2 separate regions of the Homo sapiens genome follow, and region 2 is linked to region 1. Evidence: chromatin loops called from intact Hi-C (ENCODE). Cell type or tissue: PC-9. All regions are shown on one strand. Each heading gives the region's core, and the rest is flanking DNA. Links, peaks and the distances in the headings are about the cores only.

Region 1 (5,386 bases), core at 162-5,161:
GGGGGTGGTGGCATGTGCCTGTGGTCCCAGCTATTCAGGAGGCTGAGGAGTTCGAGGCTGCTGTGAGCCATGATCACACCACTGCACTCCAGCCTGGGTGACAGAGCAAGACCCTATCTGAAGAAAGAAAAAGATGTTTATTGCAGTGTTGTTTATCGGGGCTGGGGAGTTGGTGACCATCTAGATGGCCATAATTATGGAAATAACAAATGGGGCTGATAGTCTGCTGGTTTGCAATGATGGCAGCTGTTTGTAGCTGCCATCCATTCTGATGGGTTTCTGATGGGCCAGTTCCTCCACCATACTAATTATTGCATATGAAGGCTCATTCCTGAAGGTAAGTGAAATGTGGGGATTGCTTATGACGGAATACTATGCAGCGGCTGCAAGGGATGGAAGGGTTTCACATTCAGCAATATGGCTAACACTCACGTGTGAACAAAGGAAGAAACGGAATGAGGTTTAGGGTAAAAACACTGTTTATGTAAAAGACACACACATATACAACAATACCTACAAAAATATATATCTTTCAAGGATATTCATATGATCTAAATAAACACATGATGGAGTGTAAAGAGAAAAAATGCATTGGTAGGTCTGATCTTGGGTGTGGTATCTGTTTGACAGCTCTCTGGTCTGTTCTACGTATGAACACTGAGTTTTTTTTTTGTGTGTGTGTGTGTGTTTTTTTTTTTTTTTTTTTGCTAAGTTTACATCTAATCATGAAGGTCACTGTCACAGGTTGAATTGTGTCTCCATCCCCCTGCACACTCCAAAAATACTCAGGCTCAAATTCTTGTGCCACAACTTACTGGCTCTGTGACCTTGAGCAGGTCGATTCACCTCTCTGAGCCTTTGTTTACTTATCTGCAAGGAGTAATAATCCTCATAATGTGTTTTGTGCTGTTTTGTTTAGTTAAGACGTAATGCGATTAGCGTGGTGCCTGGCTTATGGCAAATACTCAATAAATGTTATCTACTGTTACTAATACTGGGCCATTGCTGTACATGAAGAGTTTGTATCTAGTGTTAGATATAAAGAGAGAACTAAATCTATGGAGTGCAGACACATTATATGTATTCATCATTTAATCCTCTTAAAAACTCCGTGGGGTAGATAGTCCTGTTATTACATGGCTGCTGTGAGAAGCATATGCAGTAGCCTGCGTAAAGTCCCTATGTAACCTCTAATTACAGTGATTTTATTTACTTACGTTTTTCTCTACTCCACCCCTAACTAGAATGGTGGCTCCATGGAGTAATCCGCCTTGCCATTTGTTCGCGACTGCAGTACTCGGCGCATAGCAGCTGCCAGTCATTGTGTTTTGAATGAACAGATTTAAATTCTTTCTTCTTTCAGGGCCCTTGCGGATGTCATGAGACCACAGGGCCACTGCAACACTGATCACATGGAGAGAGACCTAAACATCGTTGTCCACGTCCAGCATTATGAGAACATGGACACGAGAACCCCCATAAATAATCTTCGTAAGTACAGCTGCATGAACCATTTCCAGTCCCATGGGGTGACCTGAGCAGTGGTCACATTGCCAGATTTCGTGGAGTGTGCTTGGGTTAGTTAAGAGCTCTTTGTGGGCAAGTTAGAAGCTTTCTTTCATGTCTTTTGGATGAAGCTGAATTTAGCATCATCCGATGTCCGTTGGTTGCTTTCTTTGTTAAATGGCGATCCACTTGGTTGGTTTCACATGATTGATACTTTTAGCTAGCAGACTGCTCGACTGGTTCATCTTGATTGATTTATTAACTAGATTAGTGGCCCTCTTGGTTGTTTCATCATGGTTGGATACTTAGTTAACCAATGGATTATTGGGTTAGTTCATTTTAGCTAGTCAATCTGTTAGCCAATGGTCTGCTAGCTTATACGTCTGCCTCCTGAGGTAGACCAGTTGTGACTTCTAGGTTTCATGCTGTTTTCAATTATGAAATACTAGTTCAGAAGAATTATGTCTATTCTTTGTAACGCTAGAGTTTCATAAAAATAATCCACAGAATATTCCGTGTGTAGGGGGTGCAGGGAGTGGTTATTGAATTTCGGTCCTGTTGATTTGAGGTTCCTCTGTATGATTCAACAGCAGCAAATTCGTTTCCATTGTTCTGCCAGGGGAAAAAAAAAACTGTGTTTGCTATTGTGTTTCAATAGGTATTTTTCACAGAGCATGACTGGGGATCTTGGTATACTCCCAAAGATTTTCTTTCCTTTCAAAGGTCTGTATATACAATATACATCGTGGAGCTGATGCTCTGACCTATGAGACTGGAGAAAAAATAAGATTGTTTAGTTTTTGACAATAATGTAATACTGTGGTTACCCCAGTAATTATGTTTTCAAGTAACCCCCACATTAAAGTAATGTGGAGGGTTTGGTTTAAAATAACAAAAGCCAGACAATTTAAAGAATGCATTTAGTTGTGGCTGGAGGTTCCTGAAAACAGAAACAATTCTAATGATGCACATTTTTACAGACTGGGTCGTCTTTGCTGAGGCTCCACTAGGAGTTGCCTGGGTGTTTTATTTGCTGAATCATAGTTTTGGACTGTTTGGTTGCAAATTCTTATGCTCAGTGGGTAGAGGAAGAAGCCTGTGGAATTTGACCTAGGCAATGTGAATTCTCTGATTCTGCCTAGTGATGATTTTTCATGGTTTGGAAATTGTTGCAGTGTGTTAGTAAAGTCAATGTTTGCATGGTTTGAAAAATAGGCCACCAAATAGGATGTGTTAGGTTTAAATATATTAAATAATTTAACATTATTAGTGAACTGGATCACAAAAGGGTATGAGAAATAGCAACATTTTAGAACAAAATACACCAGCAAATGGAAGTTTTATGACCAAATCCCATAGCCCCCCGAAGATATGGTAAATGGCATCAATTCTGACACGGCAGTTGCTGTGTCCGATTCTGGCTTTAATGGAAATGAGCACATTTTCTTTCAGTTCGCACTGGGAAATAAGTTGAACCTAGTCGTGTGCTTCAGTCCCAGACATCGTATACAAATGAACATGATCACAGAGCAGAGAAATTGAAAGGGTGTCAAGTCCTTGGCTGTAAAAGGTGATTGCTAACAGGATTTTCCCTTGAAGTTCCAATCTCTAGGATGATTTTTGAATCAGCACTCAAATGAAATAACAAACTCATTGAAGTCACCTAAGTTTCATCATTCCATCAGGTGGGCGGGAAACCTTAATGAATGTTGCTTACATAAGGCGTTTTCATTGAAAGTTGTACTGAAAATGGATTACTGCTCAGAGATGGGTGTCCAGGGACAGAAGTCTCTTGCGCCAGGCTGCTTTGGTTTATTTATGATTCTTGCGTTTGGTCTATATTTGTGCCTAAGTAATCAGTGATCTTTTACATCAAGGGAGAAAGTGTCTCATAATAGTGTACTGGGTAGCACTAGACTAGAGAATTCCTGGGAAGCTACAGGGGAGAATTCTAGAAGTCATTCTACAAACACTACATTCTTACAAGAATTGCCCAGATATTAATTTTATATAATCCTTCCAGGTTGATCCAATTCTTCTTTCCTAGCATTGTTGGGAATATCTGAATAACAAAAATAAGAAGAATGTGACCTTTTCACCGGTTTATATTAATAAGCTTAATATATGTAACACATTAATTCAGCAGCCGACAGTAATAACAGATTTCCTTGTTTATCTTTTTATTGATTTACAGGAGCTACTTACATATTATAGATACAGAAAAACATTTGTATGTTCAGATGAACAGATGATTTGAGGAGTGCATTGAGAGAATAGGATGAGATAACTGATATTAATCAGTTAAGGGTTTAAGAAGCCAAGCAGTCATCAGAGAACATTTTGATTGATAGCAAAGTAGAAGGGAAGGTATCCAGTCTGATAAATGGAAAATTAGACCAGCCCTTTGTGCCAGAACCAGAAGGCACCCATTTAATATAAAACCCTTCCCTGGACATTATGAGATGTACAAGGATTTACCATTACACAAATTGGAAAGAATGATGCATCTATTTGTGAAACACCAAGAAGGGCACGTCATGCTATTTTCAGTTTGTTCTTCACTGAACATCCAAGTTGTTAGATTTGACTGAGGATTCACTAGTCTCAAGTTAAATGTCATTTTCATGTCTATTCAATCACCCACTCAACATTGCTTTAAGAGAATACTAATCTCCATCTATTTCTCTCTTCTTATCTTAATATTAACCTTAGGTCTCTTTCTATTCTTTCTCTTAAGTTTTAGTCAAATGGTAAGATAATAGCCAGTGTAGAGATCTGGATATTTGGGAAGAGGGCCATGGAGAGAGACTTGGGTGAAGGTGAACTGGGAGGAAAGAGAACATTTTTGTCAACGTTTCTACATTAATTTTCTGGGGTTGATTTTTCCTGTGATATATTGGACTTGCCTTTTTATCTAAAGACGGATTTTTCTTCAGCGGATGCTGTTCATGTTCTTTCCAGGCATTCAGTGATATTGCCTAAAAATATTTAGTCTGATAATCAAAAGGGCCTCAACCTCTTTGATTAACAGGATGTAGTTTCCTGTGAGATGGTGATTTTCTGCAAATGCTCCTCAGCTTCTGTATAATTATCGTTTGTTTTTGAAGGCACATTTTGTCCTTAAGTGCTATGAACATACCCTACCTCCTGCACCCCGACTTCCCTGACTGCCAGTGACACCCCTCTCCCCCTTTCGGGGTTCAGGCTGCATGTAGGTTCCCTTTGGTCTTCTTAAGGATGGAAGACGTGAGTGAGGGGCTGTGGCTACAGCCTGGATCAACGTTTCTCACTCATTTGTGTTCACAGCACACTTCTTGAAATACAGTTTTTGTTTCAAGTCGTGGGTACGGGGAGGGGGGAGGGATAGCATCAGGAGATATACCTAATGTAAATGAACAGTTAATGGGTGCAGCACACCAACATGGCACATGTATACATATGTAACAAACCTGCACGTTGTGCACATGTACCCTAGAACTTAAAGTATATATATATATAAAAGAAATACAGTTTTTGTTTCTGAGTACTTTTAAAAATATTTACAGCAGAAAGGTTGCAAAGATAGTACCCAGAAAAATGAATAAGACCTACTGTTTGATAGCACAACAGGGTGACTATAGTCAATAGTAACTTACTTAACTGTAAGTTTTAAAATAACTTAAAGAGTGTCATTGGATTGTTTGTAACTGAAAGGATAGATGCTTGAGGGGATGGATGCCCCATTCTCCATGATGTGCTTATTTCACATTGCATGCCTGTATGGAAACATCTCATGTACCCTACAAATATATACACCTACTATGTACCAGCAAACATAAAACAACAACAACAACAAAAGATAGTACACAGAGTTCTGTATACTCCTCACCCACTCTCCCCA
Region 2 (5,386 bases), core at 232-5,231, 520 kb after region 1:
TGGCGCGATCTCGGCTCACTGCAAGCTCCGCCTCCCAGGTTCACACCATTCTCCTGCCTCAGCCTCCCGAGTAGCTGGGACTACAGGCGCCCGCCACCAAGCCCAGCTAATTTTTTTGTATTTTTAGTAGAGATGGGGTTTCACCGTGTTAGCCAGGATGGTCTTAATCTTCTGACCTCGTGATCCGCCCACCTCGGCGTCCCAAAGTGCTGGGATTACAGGCATGAGCCACCGTGCCAGGCCTAGAAAAGCTATGTTTTATACATAGTAAGTACTCAATAATTCTCATTAGAATGAAGAATAAATGAACGAATAAATGAATAGGAGAGGATTGGTATTTCAGGTTTTTAGTGGAACTTCAATTAAGCAAGTCGGTAGCATTCAACCAGCCCATTAGCCAGTCTTCTGATTACAAAGTAGTTGGAGCCTGTTTTGTTTAGAAAGAGATTGGTGCTTTTCAGAATGCACTGTGAGCAGAGAAAGCCTTTGGGGCTTAATTAATAATCCCTGTTTAAAATGAAAAATACACTAAAACTACAAATGTGTTGTGTGACAAGATTTCAGCCCTGTAGGTAATCTGTTCTTTTTTCAAACATACTTTCCTCTCTATTTACTGAATCCATTATGTTAATTAAGGAAAACACCAGCTTCCAGGAATATCCCAAGGATTTGTTTTTGATTTTTGTAGTAAAGCCTCTATCATTTTAACCATATTTATTCCCTGAAAGGATAGATGTACCCATTCTTAGAATCTTTTTTTTTTTTCAGTAAATGTAACTGAGATAACTATATGTCAGGAGCACTTAGAACTGCAAAGACTTCAAAGAGGTTCAGCAAGAACTCTCCCCACAAGGAATCTGAAATGTGGTTGAAAAGATGAGATAGATGCACATAACAAAGTTAAATAAAACATCAGGCAAATGACAGTAAACTATGTCACAAGAAAGGACAGAAAGCTGTGTGTGATCAAGCCCACCTTGGTGGAAAATGACACTTGTTCCAGTGGGGGTTTTTGTTTTTATAACTTTACATTCTTTGGAATATGACTGGAAAAGGCACTTTTCAATGAGTCAGCTAATACACAAACTATCCCAACCCTTTGAAAATTACTTCTGCTGGGCTCAGCCTTGGCAAAAACCTGAGGGGAAAAAAAAGAGTACATCCTACAGCCTCTGATGTTATCAAGCCAGGTTCATTCTGCCCACACGCAGCAAGCCAATCACTGAGGTGACAGGTTTTGCAAAAGAGTGAAGATTTGATTCACAAGGCTGCTGTGCTGGGAGACAGAAGAACAAATCTCAAATCCTCTCCCTGAACATAGGGCTTGGGGGTACTTCTGGGATAGGAAGCAAGGTGGTCTAAAGTGTGAGGAAATGTGATTGTGTGGTAGGAAAGGTGAGGGAATCAGGTTTCTGTGCAAGCATAAGTGAGCTGTATGGCTCTTCACAGGACTCATGTGAAGAAAATGATGGCTTTAGCATAACTTGAGGGTGGAGTTTTGGACCTCTGCTGTCAAAAGTCACTGTTGGGGCACCCTTGTAGGCCCAGTTGAAGGGTCAGCTATCTGAACTGGCTTGAACAGAACAAGAGCTGCCCCCTAGTGTCAGAGGTGTTAGAACCAGAGTGACTCCGTCTTGAATACAGACTGGGTAAAATAAGGCTGAAACCTACTGGGCTGCATTCCCAGGAGGTTAGGCATTCTTAGTCAACAGGATGAGACAAGAGGTCAAAAGATACAGGTCACAAAGACCCTGCTAGTAAAAAAGGGTGTCGTAAAGAAACCAGCCAAAACCTACCAAATCCAAGATGGCGACTAAAAGTGGCCTCTGGCCATTCTCACTGGTCATTATATGCTAACCATAATGCATTAGCATGCTAAAGGACAATTTCACCAGTGCCAGGGAAGTTTAAAATGCCATGGCAATGTCCATAAATTACCCCATATGGCCTAAAAAGAAGAGGAACCCTCAATTCCAGGAATCCCTCAGCCCTTTCCCAGAAAACTCATCAATAATCTACCCTTTGTGTAACATATGATCAAGAAATAACCACAAAAATAGTCAATCAGCAGCTCTCAGGGGCTGCTCTGCCTATGACGTAGCCATTCTTTTATTCCTTTACTTTCTTAATAAACTTGCTTTTACTTTACTCTGTGGACTCACCCTGGATTCTTTCTTGCATGAGATCCAAGAAGCCTCTCCTGTGGTCTGGATTGGGATCCATTTCTGGTAATACTAGTTCCTGAAAACCAACTTTAGGCACCTGTTACTATAGTGACACACAGTCAGAGATGTTATCCCCCCAGGAAGCTAGTGGGAGTTGAGTCACGTATTGTTTGGCCACGTGATTTGCTAGTGGGAGTTTTTAAGATCAACCAGAAGTAAATGATTAAAAGCAAGCAAGGCAGTGAAGTTTGACGGGCTTAATCAGGGTAACCTTTGGTTTCACCAACAGTTCAAAGCAAAGTCTTAAATGGGGGCAGGCAAGAGAGCATGTGCAGGGGAACTGCCCTTTATAAACCGACATCTCTCATGAGACTTACTCATTTTCATGAGAAAAGCACAGGGAAACCCCACCCCATGATTCAGTTACCTCCCACCGGGTCCCTCCCATGGCACATTACGGGAGCTGCAATTCAGGATGAGATTCGGGTGGGGACACAACCAAACCACATCGTTCCAGAAAAATTAGGGATCTTTGGTTCACAAAAAAGATTTTCAAGTTTTTACTCAAAAAAAAATGTCATGGAAACATCTGGGGGGATTGGTTGCCATGGTTACTGTAAGATGATATGGCTTCAAAAAAGATGGACATTAAAAGGCTCCCCTCCCACTCTACCCTGGGGAGAAAAGAGATTTCTGTGATGATGATGGTTACTAATTACTCAGCACTTATCTATTCCAGCCTGAAATCTAAGCACTTTAAACATATTAATATGCCCAACCACTCAGTAAAAAAGACATTATCAATATTCCAATTTTACGGATGAAAAACTGGAAGTGGAGAGAGGTGACCCCTTTTGCCCGAGGCTGAGCAGTCAGTAAGCAGAGAAGCCCGGATGAGACCCAGCCTGGCCCCAGGGCCCGTGTGTTTACCCTCTTCTGTGTTACCTCCCAAGCCATAAACAACTCGGTTACTGTGATTCTACTGAGAAGATCCTGATAGCTTGCAATTCCCTCTGCTGTGAACTCCCCCACTGAATTCTGGGGGCCCAGAGCATTTCTCAAGTCATTATTGATATCAGCTTTTTTCCCCCAGATGATCCTTGACTCATGGGGAAAGGGATCCAAGGTCCTATCAGTGAGGACAGCAAAAATAATCAAAGGCTTGACAATTCCAAGTGGTGGATCTAAGAGAAGGCAAGTCTAAGTTCCTAGCACTTTTTTTTTCTTTTTTTTTTTTTTTTTTGAGACAGAGTTTCACTGTTTTTGCCCAGGCTGGAGTGCAGTGACGTGATCTCAGCTCACTGCCACCTCTGCTTCCTGGGTTAAAGCCATTTTCCCGTCTCAGCCTCCCAAGTAGCTGGGATTACAGGCATCCGCCACCAGGCCCAGCTAATTTTTGTATTTTTAGTAGAGATGAGGTTTCACCATGCTGGCCAGGCTGGTCTCGAACTCCTGACCTCAGGTAATCCACCCACCTCGGCCTCCCAAAGTGCTGGGATTACAGATGTGAGCCACCGCACCCGGCCTCAGCACTTTTTATACCATTTCAATAACTGTGAGAATATCTGCAAGGCATTCACCTTGTGTGACCCTTAGTTTGCTCATCTGGAAAGTGGCAATGAAATCATTTTCTTAAGATTCTGGGAGGTTTAGACGAGGTTAAGTATGCATTGGGCACATAGGAGGTGCTCAAACAGTATCAGTTCCCCAATACCCATCATTGTGGCGTTTGTATCACAGAGACCTAACAGCATCTACCTATTTTCTATCTCTAACAGTAGCTAGCACACTCTTACATATCTAGTAGTGCTTTGATAGCTATTTGAACAAATCTTAAATAATCATTTTATTTTGTACATAAGACATTAAGCTACAAAAATAAAGAAAAGGAGAGAGCATAGCTGACACTTTGGAGAGAAAATGTCCTTACAGAAATGTAACTGAAAAATTAGACATATCATTGTTATTCGGTATTTCTCAAAAATGTATGGGAGTTTGCTGTTGCAAATAGGGGGAAAATAATCATTTCATTATGACTACTGAAAAGTTTTGGCAAACTGTGAAGACTATGTAACCGCTGGAGAAGAACCAGAAGTAAGCAGTGAAAATTCATTAAAAGGTCAGAAAATAAAAGGCCTATGTGAAAAGGTTAAAAATAATTGGGATTAGTTAGCCCAGAAAGGAAAAGACTAAACGGCAACTTAATTACTGTCTTTATTCCTTTGCAAAATGAGGTCCGCTCCATCCCAGCTGTCTCTGATAATGAGAAAACTAGAAAAAGTGACCCTAAAAGAAAGCAAGGGAAACGTAGGTCATTCTTGGGACATTTTACGGGAGAGAGCAAACATTTAAAATCCCGCCATTTGTGAAAATATGGATGCCCCTAGAGGACATCATGCTAAGTGAAATCAACCAGACACAGGAAGACAAATAGTGCATGAGCTCACTTACAACTTAAAAAAAGTCTTAAAAAAGTCAAACTCATAGAAGCAGAGAGCTCACATAAGAGCAAGAGATGGACCCTATGTCTCCTCTTTTCCCCTAGACTGATATCAAAACAGTGAGTAGTTTCCAGGGGCCAGGGGGAGAAGGACGTGGGGAGATGTTGATCAAAGGGAACAAACTTTCAATTTTAAGATGATTATGTTCCCAGTCTCTAAGGTACAGCATGGTGGCTCTGTTGTATACTTAAAATTTGCTGGAAGAGTAGATCTTAAGTATTCTCACCAAACACACACACACACACATAACTATGGAATGAGATGGATGTGTTAATTAACTTGATTGTGGTAATCATTTCACAACATATACATGTATCAAATTGTTGGTTATTTACCTTAAATATATACAATTTTTGTTTGTCTATTGTACCCTAATACATCTGGAAGGAGGGAAGAGGTTACCTGAAGTGATTCTAGAATTGGATATTCAGGAAAGCCTGTCTTTCAGATGTAATGGCTTGGAAGGGGGACCTAGGGGTTGGTGGAAGAAACCAAAAATGGCACAAAAAAATGGCAGAAACTGAAGGCAGGAGACATGGCTTCTGGTGACCCTTCAAGTTCTCAAATCTTTAATACCTTGAATGTGAGCCTTGGCCTCCCCCTCATTAAATGTCTCCGCTGCTGCCAGCGTGTGAAAACCAATTACAAGGGCCTTCGTGAGAAATGAGGACTTGGTTCTGCCACAGAGCCATAGAGGGAAATAAAAGGTCAGCTCTCAAA

What was found. A loop is a pair of places that touch in the nucleus more often than their neighbours do. Peaks named below come from ENCODE experiments on the same cell type or tissue, not always from the same donor. Only the 100,000 strongest peaks of a DNase experiment are listed, where the experiment ranks them.
Region 2: a loop joins it to region 1, with 4 times the contacts of the local background. A loop is called at or near these places in 2 of 110 quality-filtered maps.

The regions. Positions count from the first base shown.
Region 1 is chr16:12,915,325-12,920,710 of GRCh38, forward strand. SHISA9 (shisa family member 9) reads left to right here. Exons shown (of 5, transcript NM_001145204.3): 2 at 1,364-1,491. Among named protein-coding and RNA genes, the nearest start is that of SHISA9, 16 kb to the left of the region's middle. In PC-9, for the core only: no CTCF peak of the experiment used is centred there; a DNase peak (open chromatin) is centred at 2,557; H3K27ac peaks cover 1,795 bases.
Region 2 is chr16:13,434,475-13,439,860 of GRCh38, forward strand. It overlaps a transcript of SHISA9 not described here. Among named protein-coding and RNA genes, the nearest start is that of ERCC4, 480 kb to the right of the region's middle. RefSeq lists enhancers at 2,195-2,364, 2,605-2,664. In PC-9, for the core only: no CTCF peak of the experiment used is centred there; a DNase peak (open chromatin) is centred at 2,277; H3K27ac peaks cover 378 bases.